Linked DNA regions of Homo sapiens: region 2 is linked to region 1. Evidence: read pairs that join two places in POLR2A ChIA-PET (ENCODE). Cell type or tissue: MCF 10A. All regions are shown on one strand.

Region 1 (2,500 bases):
TTTAGATATTAAGCCTTTATGAAATGACGGGGAATGTGAAAAGTGACTAGAATTACGTAGAGACCTAATGAAATACTGAAAGATGAAATGATATACTGTCTAGGATACTTGCTTCAAAATAATCTAGAAAGGTGATGGTTTAGGCTGGGTGCAGTAGCTCACGCTTGTCATCCCAGCACTTTGGGTGGCCGAGGTGGGCAGATCACCTGAGGTCAGGAGTTCAAGACCAGCCTGGACAACATGGTGAAACCCTGTCTCTACAAAAATTAGCCGGGCACGGTGGTGTGTGCCTGTAATCTGAGCTACTCAGGAGGCTGAGGCGGGAGAATCGCTTGGACCCAGGAGTCGGAGGTTGCAGTGAGCCGAAATCAACCCACTGGACTCCAGCCTGGGCGACAGGGCAAGACTCTGTCTCAAAAAAAAAAAAAAGAAAAGATAAAAGAAAAGGTGATGGTTTAGATAAAGTAAGATTGGCCACGAGTCAATAATTTTAAGAGTTAGTGATGGGTAAACGGAAATTTATTACCATTATGTAGTAGTTGGTTACAATGACAACCACATTTTCATCTGAGCACGTACTATGAATATGCCTAGCACATGATGTATTATGAGATCCAAGAGAGAAATTTTGGAGTCTATGCCTATACTAAATTCATAACCCTCTTGGGACTTTCAGCCTAAGTACATCATGTGGAGCCAAGAGCCACCCTCACTGTGCCTAATCTGAATGCCTGACCCACAAAACTGTGGGAGATAATAAAATGGTCATTTTTAAGCATGAGGTTTTGAGGTAGCTGTTACATAGCAATAGATAACCAAACATCATTCTCTCTTGTGTATATCTGAACTTTTCTATAATAACAAGTAAAAAAAAAATAATCTGAAGACCACACAGGAGGTCTTCAGATTACACAGGCACTTAGAACTTGTTATACCTTTTGTTAATGACAAAAAAAAAGTCATGATTTGTGAGATTACACTACCAATAAGCAACACATTTTCATCTGAGCACGTACTACGAATATATCTAGCACATGAGGTATTATGAAATCCAACAGAGAAATTTCAGAGTCTATATCTATACTAAATTCATAATCACTCTCAATTCAGCAAGTACCAAAAGACATGTAAATATGACAACACACACATTAGTTGAAGAGACTGTCATTTGTAAAACTGTATTTTAGAATATTAATTGTTTCTCAACCAACTTTACTGTGAGATAAACAATAAAAACTTTCTACATCACAGACACACCAAAGAAGGCACAAGGCAGTTTTACAAAAAGTTGAATTAATATTATTCAACTCCTGGACCAAACCTCAGCACTTCTGAACCACAATCTCTCACAGAAGAGTCTAGAAATCTACATTTATAAGAAGCTCCCAGGCAGTTCTTATGTACTGAAGTTTAAGAATCACTGGTATAAAAGGGTGTGGCAGAAAGAGCTGCCTTGACTTGTTCAAAGTTCTAAGAATTACAAGACAAAAATAGGCATAGAATTCAGAAATCCTGGTTAACACACCACCTACCACAGCATGAGTAACTCCCAAAAATACAGCTCTGTGACATGACAAAAGTACTGAAAACCATTTAAAGTTATCTGAGGCAAAAAAATCAAGTTTTGTGTAGAAAGCTAAAATTTGGTCATCATGCCTATAGAAGGAAAGATTCACTGGGAATAAATAAGATGGGCCACAAAAAGGAAGTATTAGTAACCCCCAAAAGCTCCCCAAAGTAAAGGACAGTACTCTGAAATGTGATTGTATGGGTGTTGAATACGTGAGAAAAGGATGATGTAATCAGAATGAAGTGATGTGGAGTGAAACTTAGTCAGTGCTTTCAGCATTATGAAGAAGACATGATGCCAGAATAGCTAAAGAAAGCTCATGGTCAGCTTTCCTACAGTGAATAAGCATGACTACCAACCTACCCAAGCTATACTGAATTATCCCTTAAGGAGTTATTTCACAATGTGAATGAATAAATTTGTATTCTGGCTCTAGGTATTCTCGCATTAATTTGGGAAAAATAAACCAGCTTTCTGAAGACCTGATAACCTTGGTGAAATTAACTCAAATCCACAGCTACTTTGAACAGTCTCCTAACCCTTCATTTTTGCATTTAAAGGGGGAAAAAATTTATTCCAAGTCTTACAATTACTGAAGCCATTAAAAGACTGAAATTGTTTAGAGATGGATAGAGGAAGGCTAGTTAGTTGGCTCCCAAGAACTCTAACTGGTTCTTTGATTAATTCATTGTGGCCTAGAATCTGACCCTGAATATTATAAGCCCAGAAACTCATTTTAATAGGACTCCACCAATAGTCAGGCTCAGAGATGCTGATTCACCCTTTCTAAACTTTTAAGAGACTGAAGTAAATATACTGCAGTGCTGTAGGAGGCCCAATTCTAAAGATGTTCTCTGGCTGGGCATGGTGGCTCATGTCTATAATTCCAGCACTTTGGGAGGCCTAGGTGGAAGGATAACTTGAACCCCT
Region 2 (2,500 bases), 140 kb before region 1:
GAACTTTATACCGTTCTAGCCATGATAGCGGTAACACAGGTAAACAATGTTTCTTAAGTTAGATCAAATAACTTTATTAATATAAATTGCAAGGATATGAAATCTTTTTTACTACATTGTGTAACTCCTTGTACATTAAAATTTAGATCATTTTCAGGATATAGTACTTCAAAAATGTAGAGTTTATAAGATGTGCATAATAGCAAGTTATTCCTTTGTTTAAAGACTTTTTGTTTTGGTTTGTTTTTGAGACTGAGTCTCATTCTGTTGCCCAGGCTGGAGTGCAGTGGCGAGATCTCAGCTCACTGCAGCTTCCGCCTCCCGGGTTCAAGTGATTCTCGTGCCTCAGCCTCCCAAGTAGCTGGGATTACAGGCACCCACCACCATGCCCGGCTACTTTTTGTATTTTTAGTAGAGATGGGGTTTTACCATGTTGGCCAGGCTAGTCTCGAACTCCTGACCTCAAGTGATCCACCTGTCTCGGCCTCCCAAAGTGCTGGGATTACAGGCATGAGCCACCACGCCTGGCCTAAAGACTTTTAATATTAACATTCTCTGAACTTGAAAGTTAGTCAGTAATAGGTGAAATTACTCTGTGTTTTGAAATTCTTCTCTAAAATTTCATAGATACAGATAAAGTATTCTCAGTCTGGTATAAATTTTTCTTTTATTGCAAAGTCATTTTAAATGATTTGATCATATAGAATTAACCAAACTTGTCAGAAAGTGAAAATGTCAGAACTGATATGTGTTGGCCATTTCTTTCTTAAGTATTAGGTTTGCATTGACCTTGTAACTTTTTTTCTTAAATCAAATTCATGAGTTTTGAGAGTTGGAGTGGAAACATGCAAAGGCTACAGATTTTTTTACCTTTCGGTCTCTGCCAGATTTCGACCGTATGTGGTTTACAATCCTCTAATCCATTTTCTTTCTATCATTTGTAGAGGGGCGTTCCTGCAATGAGTCCTGATGCTTTAAACCAGTTCCCAGCAGCTCCTATTCCAACTTTAAGTGGCTTTTCTATGACTCTGCCTACACCGGTGAGTCAGCCAACTGTGATACCTTCAGGTCCTGCGGGCTCCATGCCCCTCAGCCTTGGACAGCCAGTCATGGGCATTAACCTTGTTGGACCAGTGGGTGGAGCTGCAGCCCAGGCTTCTAGTGGTTTCATACCAACCTACCCTGCAAATCAGGTAAATGGCGAAGCTGTGCATATTTCAGATAATCACTGAAAGTGAATCTGGGCACCATTTTTTCCGGGGATACATAGAGTAGGTTACTGGATTATGGTGAGCACATTTAAATTCTTAGGTTGTATCTTTCAGAAAAACTGCTAAACCTGAAATTAAAATACTTTAGTTTTTCACTTCTCAGATTAGCAAAAATGTTTTAAATATATAATATTTAATGTCATTGAAAAAGTAGGGTAAAAGTGACTAATACACTCTAGGCTTATTGGTACAGCCTTGTTGAAAGGCAGACTTGGCAATAGCAATCAAAATTCTACATGTTGAGCTGGGCATGATAGTGTGTACCTGTAGTCCCAGCTACCCTGGAGGCTGAGGCAGGAGGATCACTTGATCCCAGGAGTTCAAGTCTGCAGTGAGCTATGATTACGATCACACCATTGCACTCCTGCTTGGCAACAGAAGGAGACTGAGTTTAAAAAAAAAAAAAAAAAAAAAAGCCTCAGCATGTCTATATCTTCTATCCTAGTAGTCACATTATTAGAAATCTATCCCAAGAATAGTAACTCGAATTAGCAAAGATATACAAGAATTTTTGTTGTAACATTGTTTGTTAGAGTAAAAAGTAGAAATAGCTAAATATCCAACAGGAGGAGAAAGGTTAAATAAATTTCAATTCCTTCACACAGTGGTAATCATTAAACTGAATGAGATAGATCTACATGTACTGCATGGAAATGTGTCTTTGTTATATAGTTAAAGTATAGAGCAATATAGTGTAATCTCATTTGTCTTTAAAACAAATGAGCTGTTAACAGTACTTCTGGAGTGTGGGATTAGGAGTCAGTGTCCACTCTTTGTACATGTATGTGATTGGTTATGATGAGCTTGTGTCACTTAATTTGCAAACATGCATGATATAGCTGTATGTCTTTTTTTTTTTTTTTGTAGCATTTTGACCTTTCCTTTTTAGTTTTTTTTTTTTTTTGAGACAGAGTCTTGCTGTGTTGCCCAGGCTGGAGTGCAGTGGCACGGTCGTGGCTCACTGCAACCTCTGCCTCCCAGGTTCAAGCCATTCTCCTGCCTCAGCCTGCCAAGTAGCTGGGATTACAGGTGCCCGCCACCACACCCGGCTAGATATATCTTTTAAAGATGGTAGGCGCTCAGTAACCCAATGAATATCATTCAGCTATTTTACAAATGTATAGATTAGCTTTTTTTTTTTTTTTTTTTCAGCCAGAGTCTTGCTCTGTCGCCCAGGCTGGAGTGCAGTGGCACAATCTCGGCTCACTGCAACTTCTGCCTCCTGGGTT

The links. Peaks named below come from ENCODE experiments on the same cell type or tissue, not always from the same donor. Only the 100,000 strongest peaks of a DNase experiment are listed, where the experiment ranks them.
Region 2: POLR2A ChIA-PET joins it to region 1 with 5 read pairs; 2 of 35 experiments call an interaction of 5 or more read pairs at or near these places.

What each region holds. Positions count from the first base shown.
Region 1 is chr17:37,429,508-37,432,007 of GRCh38, reverse strand. All of the region lies in intron 4 of TADA2A (transcriptional adaptor 2A), which reads right to left. Among named protein-coding and RNA genes, the nearest start is that of TADA2A, 24 kb to the right of the region's middle. In MCF 10A, no CTCF peak of the experiment used is centred here; DNase peaks (open chromatin) are centred at 1,487 and 1,827.
Region 2 is chr17:37,569,330-37,571,829 of GRCh38, reverse strand. SYNRG (synergin gamma) reads left to right here. Exons shown (of 22, transcript NM_007247.6): 9 at 1-39; 10 at 945-1,193. Among named protein-coding and RNA genes, the nearest start is that of SYNRG, 39 kb to the left of the region's middle. In MCF 10A, a CTCF peak has its summit at 1,149 (motif pointing right); a DNase peak (open chromatin) is centred at 1,099.